2 separate regions of the Homo sapiens genome follow, and region 2 is linked to region 1. A link is an interaction called in ENCODE POLR2A ChIA-PET data of the cell type or tissue named here. Cell type or tissue: IMR-90. All regions are shown on one strand. Each heading gives the region's core, and the rest is flanking DNA. Links, peaks and the distances in the headings are about the cores only. Region 1 overlaps NAA15 (N-alpha-acetyltransferase 15, NatA auxiliary subunit). Region 2 overlaps MAML3 (mastermind like transcriptional coactivator 3).

Region 1 (5,374 bases), core at 1-5,000:
ATAAGACAGTATAAAAATGACAAGAGCTGGTCATAAAATGTCACTCAATTGTGCTAAACACTATTATTAAGTACCTTGGCCAGTTTCTCTGGAATAAGTTCTTCTTTTGGACCTCCTATCTCCTCATCATCATCATCCTTCTTCTTTTTCTGATTTCTCTGCTGCTTTTCTTTTTCTGCATTTTTTTTCTCTTCTTCTATCTGGGCTTTCTTTTGAGCTCTTCTTTGTTTATTACGTAGCTTCTTTAGCTCTTTGTCAGACATGTTTGCTGCAGGCAATAAGTTAATTAATAAAATTAACAAGCATGTTAATCAGATTAGTAATTTTAAGTATTATTTGATCCTACCAAACTTCCATTAAAAAATATTGCATGAGGCTGGGCATGGCGTCTCATGCCTATAATCCCAGCACTTTGGGAGGCCAAGGTGGGCAGATGACCTGAGGTCAGGAGTTCGAGACCAGCCTGGCCAACATGGTGAAACCCTGTCTCTACTAAAAATACAAAAATTAGCTGGGTGTGGTGGTATGCACCTGTAATCCCTGCTACTCAGGAGGCTGAGGTAGCATAATTGCTTGAACCCAGGAGGCAGAGGTTGCAGTGAACCAAGATCACACCACTACACTCCAGCCTAGGAAACAAGAGCGAAACTCTGTCTCAAAAAACAAATTTAAAAAAATATTACATGGTATGGATGTAAATGTCCCCATATGTATGTAGCCTTTTTTTTTTTTTTTTTTTTTGAGACGGAGTCTCACTCTGTCACCCATGCTGGAGTGCAGTGGCGAGATCTCAGCTTACTGCAACCTCTGCTTCCCAGGTTCAAGCAATTCTCCTGACTCAGCCTCCCAAGTAGCTGGGACTACAGGCATGTGCCACCACGTCCGGCTGATTTTTGTATTTTTAGTAGAGACGGGGTTTCACCATGTTGGTCAGGCTGGTCTCAAACTCCTGACCTCCTGATCCACCTGCCTCGGCCTCCCAAAGTGCTGGGATTACAGGCGTGAGTCACCGCACCCAGCAGTACCTAGCCTTTTAATGGTTCAACATCAGATAGCAAACAACGGAACCACTTCAGAAAACTTTCTTGAAACCATATGGGATATGCATGTAAACAAATGATCACAGCAAAACATACAAGTTAAACAGCAATATTAAACTATTTGCAATCTATGAATATAACAAGCTGTTGCATATCTCTATGGCTTCAGAGGACTATGCTCGCTTAGTTATGCCTTCTCTAACCTGGCCAAACAATTATTCATTCTGTCTGTGCTGCCACTATGGCTAATATATTTTGCTTGACACAATAGTTTGTTTATACAGCTGTCTCTCTTTTAAGCTATGAGCTCTTTGGTAAAGGAGATCCTGTCTAATTTGTAACCTTATTTTCAGGGCCTAGCAGCATGCCAAAACAGACAGACAACACTCAAATATTTGTTAACACAATAAATGAATAACTCTATAGTAAATTAAAAATTTAATATTGAAAATTAACAATATCCCTAGAAGTATAAACTATTGACTGTCTCAAAAGACTGGAAATCACTGACAAATATGCTATAATATAGTGAAATATTTATATTGTTTTGATTTCAAGGAACAAATTTGAAAGCTAAAGGCTCATCCAGTATTTATTTGGATAACATCTGTTAATATAGAGAAATGAAAAAAGTCATTCCAAAATACACTACCACTGTGGTGATTTCAAAATATGCCCACAAGTTCTTCCTTTAAAAAGGCAGGACCCCCCTCCACCCCCGCCACCTCAAACGTGGGCTATATTTAGTGACTCATGTGTAAGGAGTAACATGTACTATACACCAAGGTATGTAACATTAATATTAGGACATAAATGGACTATAGGTTCCTCCTTGCTTTCTCTTGGATCATTCAGAGGAAACCAGCTCCTGTCTTATGAGGAAACTCAATCTTATGGAAAGACCAATGTATGGCCAAGAACTGATGCCTCTGGCCATGAGAGTAAGCCATCATGGAAGGAGATCCTCCAAGCCAAGCTGATCCTTCAGATGCTCCAGCTGGCAACTTTTTAAATTTTAAAATATAAATAGAGACAGGGTCTCACTATGTTGACGAGGCTGGTCTCGAACTCCTAGACTCAAGCAACCACCCGCCTCAGCTTCCCAAAGCATTAGGACTACAGGCATGAACCACCGTGCCCAGCCAACATCTTGACTTCAGCTGCCTGAGAGACCCAGAGTCTTCAGAAACATACAGCTAAGTGACTTCTGAATTCTTGACACATAGTAACAGTCAGATAATAAACGGTTGCTATTTAAAGCTGCTATGTTTTTGAGTAATTTGTTTTGCAGCAATAGATAAACAACATAGATTTTGGTACCTGGACATGAGATACTGCTGTAACAAAAACCTAAAATGTGGGAATAACTTTGGAGCCAGGGAGTTGCAAAAGGTGGACAGACTTTGAGTAGGGCTTTAGTGGAAGTTTGAAGAGCCTTGGACTATTCATAGAAGTCTAGACTTTGAGGAGGCTGCAGATGAGCCCTTAAAATGAAGTGAAGGATATGTAATAGCCACAGAGTAGCAGAAAGTTTAGCAACAGTGTTATAAAATGTGTCAAATGGACTCAGTGAGCTAACTAACTAACTGAAGGGATTTTCAGGCAAAGTGCCCAGGAAAAATGTAAGAGGACAAAGAAACTAAAGAAAAGAGACAGGGGCTTGATGGTTTTGAAAACTCTCAGTCTCTCCAGAAATGGCTTGCTGGGCAAAGATCAAAAAATATGTCAAGAGGGAAGGCAAAGGGGCTTGGCATTACAATCTTTTGTTACTCAGAATATGGTGGTGCCTCACTATTTAGTCTGAAGAAAGGCTCTCTAAAAAATTTAAGAGTATGACTCACAGATTCTCTCAAACAATAAAACTTCTAAGAACTTAAGGGTGTTCTCCCCTCCATAGAAGCTCAAGTATACGTGGATTCCAATAAGACTCACAAAAGATTCATGATGTTTATTCTATGGGCAGAAATAGTAAATCTGGAAGGAAAAGAATGACAGCACAAAATGAAAAGAGGTCTTTAGACTCTCAATATTTTACTGGTCAGAATACTGAAAAACTACTCAGTTGCAAACAACTGTTAACTTCCAAAAGAAAAAAAGGGTAATTCAGAAAGTGGAACCAGGAACTCAGAGGGCAGGGCCAAGAGCCACAGAAAATTATTCCAGTCTTGGGTCCTCATCAAAGAACTATTAAGCCATGCCCCACTGGACTTGAGGATGGACGTGGTAACTCCTGTGTGTCTCCTAATAATGTCTACAGTGGTCATCCTATGCCTGTCTCATTTTATATTGGGTGTGTAGTTGATAAATAACTTGTAATTTTAGTTAACAGGATTTCATATTAAAAGAACTATAATTGAAATGTCACACTTAAGGTTAAAAATAAAAATAAAAAACTATACTCAAGGAGCTGCTTCAGCACCTGTACCTGATTTACATGACAAGATTCTGAACTTTAAGCTAATGTTACAATGGGATAGACTTCTGAAGGCCTTGAAATGGCTAACTATATTTTGCATATAAGAATAATGTAAGCTGGGCGTGGTGGCTCATGCCTGTAATCCCAGCACTTTGGGAGGCCAAGGCAAGAGGATCACTTCAGCTCAGGACTTTGAGAACAGCCTGGGCAACATAGCAAGACCCCACCTCTACAAAGGATTTTTAAATTAGTTGGGCATGGTGGCATGTGCCTGTAGTCCTACCTACGTGGCAGGCTGAGGTTGGGGGACTGGCTGAGCCCAGGAGTTTGAGGCTGCAATGAGCTATGACTGAGTCTCTGCACTCCAGCCTGGAAGACAGAGTGAGACCCTGTCTCAAAAATTTAAAAAAAAAAAAAAACCCAAAAATGATAATGTAAATAATTTGTAACCAAAATGCAGACCACGGCAGTTAAACTTATGTCTACAAATTCTTCAATTCTCCTCCCCTCAAATATAGGTTGTGCTTGGTGACTCTTTTCTGACCAATTAGAATGTGAAGGAAGTAATGGTGTGATGTCAGGAGAACAGAACATTAAAAAGGTGTTGCAGCTTCTTCCTTTCTCTGTCATCATTAGCTACCATGTCTTCAGAAACTTTAGAAACTATGGAGAGACTAAGAACTAAGGTCTCATGCCAACAGCCAGGTTGAGTAAGCCATCTAGGAAATGGATCCCTTCAGTCCTAGCCAAGCCTTCCAATGATGGCATGCCCATCCAAAATCTCAACTACAACTTCCTAAGAGACCCTGAGTCAGAGTCACTTAGACACTTCTGAATTCCTGACCCAAAAAAAGGGTTATTTTAAGCTGCTAAATTTAGGGATTAATTTATGATGCAGCAATAGATAACATAAAGCCAATGAAAACAAATGCATTATTTGTTTATCTTTCTCCTAGTGAAGAATCTCTTAATACTAAAAACAAAACGCAAAAAAAAAAAAAAATTCTAATAGAGACCAAAAAATTACATTCTGGAAACACAAAACTATAAATGGATGGCAACATAAGCACTGACCTTTTTAACAACTGGTAACATAAATGCTACCACTTGTAGCCTTGCTACATGATAGATATAATGCATACCTTATATTTTTTCTCTCTTTCTTTTTTTCTTTGAAACAGGGTCTCACTCTGTCGTCCAGGCTGGAGTGTAGTGGCAAACATGGTTCACTGCAGCTCTGACTTCCAGGGCTCAAAAGATCCTTCCACTCCTGCCTCCTGAGTAGCTAGAACTACAGGTGCTCACCACCATGCCTATTTTGTTTGGTTGGTTGGGGTTTTTTTTGTATTTGTAGAGACAGTTTCACCATGTTGCCCAGGCTGGTCTCGGACTCCTGGACTCAAACGATCCACCTGCCTTGGCCTCCAAAAGTGCTGGGATTACAGGTGTGTGCCACTGCACCCAGCCCATACCCCATACATTGTATTTCATTTGATGTCCTCAACAACCTCACGAATTAGAGTATAATATTATTTTATATACGAGAAAACTGAGGTTTCAGAGGAAAATAACTCAGAGTCATGGTAAAAGGCAGAGCAAGGATGTAAATCTACTTCACTTGGACTCCAAAGTCTAGGCTTCTTCTATGCTATACTAAACTCCAGATGATTAAAAAGACAAATGTAGGCCGCATGTGGTGGCTCACACCTGTAATCCCAGCACTTTGGGAGGCCAAGGTGGGTGGATCACCTGAGGTCAGGCGTTCGAGACCAGCCCGACCAACATGGAGAAACCCCGTCTCTACTAAAAATACAAAAATTAGCCAGAAGTGGTGGCAGGCGCCTGTAATCCCAGCTACTTGGGAGGCTGAGGCAGGACAATTGCTTGAAACCAGGAGGCAGAGGTTGCGGTGAGCCAA
Region 2 (5,385 bases), core at 165-5,164, 710 kb before region 1:
GGGAAGAAATACGCAAGGAAAACACAAAAACAGATGAGACAACAGGCATTTAGACCTTATTTGTTTCTTCGTGCTGTGGCTGGTATGTAAACAAACCCTTGATTTTGTGAACTCTGTTCACATCCTGCTAACAGCTTCACTGTGGTCTGGGGGCAGATACTGGGATGCCAGAAGCATCAGAGGGGATATTCAGGGGAGCATTTCCAAATTATCACCAAATGATAGCAACAGCAGCCACAACAAGGACTATAACCCAATGTAAACCGTTATAGCTATCCTCCCCTGCCGCCCCCCGATGTTTTTAAGGTTACATTGGACTAGGGTGATGCATTGTAGGGGAAAAAAAGGTAGTATTTTAAATACTAGACCTTTGTATTTTTCCCATCGTTTGACAAAACCTTGAACACAATGTGTTCAAGTCATTTGTTAGTCCTCAAAGTAGGTTAAAGGATTCTCTTTCTTTGGAAAAGTAAGTTTTGTTTCTGGGGCCCAAAAATAGTTGCTAAAATTTTTTCCATTTTGTTTGTTTTGTTTATGAGTCGTTTCATTTTGGAGGTCAGGAAATAAATGCTGGCGTTAGGTCGTGCTTCATAGTAACGAGGTGAAAAGTGGAATATTAGGAATAAAGTGGTGGGAAAGGAGGTAATGGGGAAATCTGAGACATAAATACTCAGATACAGGAAGTTGAAGAATTTAGGAATAAATAAACCTTCAAATGGCTGATCTAGTAGTGAAAATGTATAAAGAAATACACAGCATTACTGTTGTCTTTGAGGAGCCTGCCTGATATTTAGGGTGGCAGTGTGCCAGGTTTCATACCTTCATTCCCTGTGTATACGTGCACATTAGGTTGTGCACGTGGCAACAAACCATCAAAAATAGTTGAGAAGAGTTTTGTAAACAAATAAAATATTTAAGTGATTGTAACAAGACAAGTAGGCCTGGCTGTAAAGTTGTGTCTGCCACTAAAGGGTAAATCCCTGAGTAGTCATCGGCCCTTTGCTTGTCTAGTAATTTAGATTTTCAGAAAGCGTTTGATAAAGTTTCTCTCACGTGCATATTATCAGATAATAGTAATCATTCATTCATGCATTCATCCAATAAATACTTACTGAGTGCTAAGTGATGGTGACATATTATAGATTTCAGATTTCTAGAAATAACCAGAACTGGGGAGATGGGGTTGGCCATTCTCTGCTGGCAGGAGGGTGAGTTCCATTATTCTCTCTCTCTCTCTCTCTCTCTCTCTCTCTCTCTCTCTGTGTGTGTGTGTGTGTGTGTGTGTGTGTGTGTGTGCGCGCGTGTGTGTTTCAATCTAGGGTGTTTCTTTTGCCGTTGGGCTTTTCTGTAGCCTACAGGAGTCAGTGTGTTGGGGCGAACTTAAGGCCTGGAGGAGGAGTGGAGTGGGCCAAATGCTTGTAAACTGCCTGGGAGAGAGGTAGAGAATGGCAAGTGGATCTAAAACAAAATAAAATACCCAGACCCTGCTGTTGGCAAAACATCAATTGGCCTAGTTAATACAGGGGAAACTTAGGGGAACCTTCTGGTTAGACTGAGAGGTAAAACTAAAGAATAACTGGAGTTGCCAGAAAAGTGGATGGTAGCATGATGTCATAAATTTGACAGGCAGACCTGCATGTTAGGAAAAGCACACGGTTCAGGAAAGGCTCAAGTGTCAGGTCTGAGAAGCCCAAATAGCATTTATGTGCAAACAAGGAACATATCCATCTGTATTCCTTCCTGTTTTTCTGACTACTTAAGATTCCATATTAGATGCTCCTGACCTCCCTAAATCTGGCCCAGGGCAAGAAGGGTGACTGTGCATTGGAATGGCATGCATGGGAGTGCTCATTTATTCAGAAATCATTTGCAGAGCAGCAACCATGTATTAGTTATATGTGTAAAAGTAGTGGGCATTTTCTTCCAGCACCTAAGAGGAGTGGGCAATGTGGGGAAAGATAGGGGAAATGTTTTACAGATGCCACAAAGATGAAGCTTCTTTCAGAAGGTGAGCTGTAATGTAGTGGAAAGAGACAGACAAGACCTGAGCTTTATTTGCGGTTCTTTACTTACTAGCTAGGTTCTGAGCCTTCGATTCTTTTCCATAAAATGGAGATAATAATTTCTATCCTTTTCCCTCCTAGATTTGTTGTAAACATGAAACTATTCATAGAAAGAATACAGAGTAAACTGTTAAGCACTATATACATGTTTGTATAATCAGACGATTGTTTTCAAAAAGTAGTAATAGCACACCCTGAGCGGTTAGAGTTGCTGATGAACCTTGCCTGTTTTCAGGGATTGCCTCCTTGGTGGAGCATCATGAGTCCAGTTCACTTGTAAATAGAACCTTCCCTGGTTCTTTTTGAATTTAGGGCTACTGGTACGAGCTCAGCCCCGGTGGGACCCAGGAGTTTCACAGTGGTCTCCAACTTCGGGATTTCTGACAAGCTCCTAATACAGTTTATTTAAAAAAAAAAAAAATCCTAGAGTGGTTGAGTTGCCTTCTGGGGAAAGCCTGGTGGGGGTGCGTTGGTGCCTTGGGATGAGCAGGACTTTGTGCCCGCCCCGTGTGAACTTTTACTTCCTGACAGCAATAGAGATGGACTTGCCTGTGAGGTCGGGAGCTGTATGCTGGGGACTGCAAAGGCCATGCCTTGGTATGGGCTAGTGGCCATAGTAACGACACTACTGTGGGCAGAGCTCCATGTTAGGCCCAACAGGCAACCAGGCAGGGAGGAAGGACGCTGGGAAGCAAATACAGGCAAACAGCATCTTCAGATGTGGAGGTGGTCCCAGCCAGTACTGCAGGCCCACCTTCCTCTCAGAGGCAGTCGCTGCTTTGGCCAGTGTGTCTGTGTGGTTTGTTTTAAATTAGACGAGGCCTGAAAAATGAAAGGAAAACGAGAAGAATTTCACTATGAGAACATATGGAGATGACCAGATTCGTCCCACTTGAGCCCCTGGGCAGAATAAACTTGCACTGCTAGTGGTGAACAGCAGTGTGCAATAAAACATTCTTCCCTTGAACCCTTTGACTGTGAAAGAGGCACAAGGGGAGAACGCAGCAGGAATTCTTTCTTTTCAGCTGCTTCCTACTCTGTTGCTTACATTCACTCCGCAGATCTTATTGGTCTGCTACTGTGTGTGAGAGGGAGAAAAGACTGAGTGTGTGTTTTATGGAGGAGACTGATTAGCTTTGGCCCTGTTTTTGTGTCATTGGTGGTGCTATGGATCCTATTTTATGTTTACTGCCCCTTGACATTTCTTAAAAGGAGTCTTCAAAGCAGAAGGTCCTATTCTGAAGATAGGTTTCTGGGCAGTAAAGTTGACAGGGTTTAACATCAGGAAAATAAACCTAATAGAAAAAGAAAGAAGCATAAACAACTCCAGCTACATTCCACAGTGGCCTTTGATGGGAAGAGGCCTTGTTTATGGAGATCTACGGGCAGCCTAGACGGTTCACATCCTCTGGTGTTGTGCAGTGTGAGGTCTGTTTCCTACCCTCCCCATTAGATGACCCCAGCATTTGTAGCAGCGGCTACATATTAAAGCCATTAGATAAAATCATGCCAATGAGACTTCAATGTTTACTCACAGAATTTCTCAAATTGGGGCACTGTTGACTTATTCCTCCCTCATCTATTTCTCCCTTAGCTCAGCCAATCCCAGTGCTCTCTCTTCTTCAGCCAACCAATGCCTGCATATTTAGTGAATTTTGCATTTATGTTATTGAACTTGAAAGCAACTTGCTTAATATAACCAAGGAAGTACCTAAAAAGCTTTATTTCAGTAAGCACGATATTGGTAAATAAGGAGAGTGTTGTCTTATGGTCCTTGGATATACTATTTTTCTTCTCAGTGATAAGACAGTGAGTTAATGAGGATTTTGCTTGTGGAACTTCGGGTGTAGGTTGTAGATGTGTGTTTACATTTTGTGTTCATGTACAAATGTGTATGTATATTTGTTTTTTTTTTAATGTGTTTAATCTCCTGACAAAGACATGTTATTTTCTTTTTTATACCCATACCTCTTATAAACAGAATTCCAGAGGGAAAAATCTAGGCAGAGGAAGCCTAAAATATTTTTAGCAGATAAAAAGTGATGTTGCTATAACCACAGATATTCAAACAGAAAGTAAAGTAGACGTGAGAGAATGCAATGTGGTCTATGCATTGTAACATTTTCCTTCATAGTAAGGCATGGGGGTTAGGGGGAAGAACCCACCTAACAGCTCATATATTTTGTGTTTAATGATGTGTAAATATTTGGCTATATTTAATAATTAAAACTATGGATTCCATTTTTCTATATAGACGCCTGCTCAATTCAGAATTTCTTTTTATATACAAACAAGCAAAAAGATTGAGTGGGATTTTACCTTATGTGGAATAGCACAACAGTATAAAGCCAGGTGTTGGTTTTAGTGGAATCAGTGTTTCAGGCAAAAATAGCCATCATTGCTGCCTTTTTTCATCAGTTTCTATACTAACCAGGCAGGCCTCTGCATTGGGAAAACATAAGTTGGAGTGGAAACCGAACAACGGGAAGTTTTCATATATTTTCTTACCTCCATGTTGAGTGCTTACCAACTGCAATTTTAGAGGGTAGGTTTTTTAGAGGTGCTCTGCAAACTTCCTATGGTGAAAGACCAGTTTCTTCTCCTTCTATTTCCAATCCATTTCTCACTGTTACATTTAGAAAATACAATAAAAATGTACTACTAGAAAAGTGATCATGTGCTCGAATGTTCCTTTAATTACAGATTGCTGTGGGCCTCTCACCATGCACTTTTAAATTTCTGTGCCCTGTGGGTGTGGAACATTACCGTTTAAAGGATGAGAACCAAGTCCAGACACCATGCTTTGAGTAACACCATCTTTGGGCACATTCAGACCCATGAGTAGAGCTCCTGTCTGTGATGGTTAAATGAGTGAAAAAGCCTAAAGAAGAGACATTTCAGCTGTTTGCCTTTTCTGCAGGCATTTCTGTGCTAGCTCCTTCAAGCTCCCTCTTTAGTCTTTGCCTCCCATTCTTTCTATTGTGTACCTTTGGGTTAATTACACATCTTAACTTCCCGTTTCCTGCAGATTAACCTTCACTTCAAAAATGTAAGTGATTACATGCACTTCTTTTTCCCAAAATTAACTGCCATACACTCCGTATTCATCATTCAAGGGAGTATCGTATTTTTTATTAATACATTTGAAATAAATCCAAACACCTGTCTTGCATTTTGTAAACATTTTCTCAACTCCATGTTGAGTGCTTACCAACTGCAATTTTAGAGAGTAAGTTTGTATCTTAGAGTGAATTACACCTTCTATGAGTACATACATTTTACAGGTCAGTCTGAGACATTTACATAACAATTAAGAAAATTA

What was found. ChIA-PET counts read pairs that join two places held together with the same protein. Peaks named below come from ENCODE experiments on the same cell type or tissue, not always from the same donor. Only the 100,000 strongest peaks of a DNase experiment are listed, where the experiment ranks them.
Region 2: POLR2A ChIA-PET joins it to region 1 with 6 read pairs; 1 of 35 experiments calls an interaction of 5 or more read pairs at or near these places.

What each region holds. Positions count from the first base shown.
Region 1 is chr4:139,365,105-139,370,478 of GRCh38, reverse strand. It overlaps NAA15 (N-alpha-acetyltransferase 15, NatA auxiliary subunit), which reads right to left. Exons shown (of 20, transcript NM_057175.5): 15 at 75-268. Among named protein-coding and RNA genes, the nearest start is that of NDUFC1, 65 kb to the right of the region's middle. In IMR-90, for the core only: no CTCF peak of the experiment used is centred there; a DNase peak (open chromatin) is centred at 2,928; H3K27ac peaks cover 178 bases.
Region 2 is chr4:140,079,844-140,085,228 of GRCh38, reverse strand. All of the region lies in intron 1 of MAML3 (mastermind like transcriptional coactivator 3), which reads left to right. Among named protein-coding and RNA genes, the nearest start is that of MAML3-AS1, 45 kb to the left of the region's middle. In IMR-90, for the core only: no CTCF peak of the experiment used is centred there; no DNase peak of the experiment used is centred there; H3K4me3 peaks cover 203 bases; H3K27ac peaks cover 2,339 bases.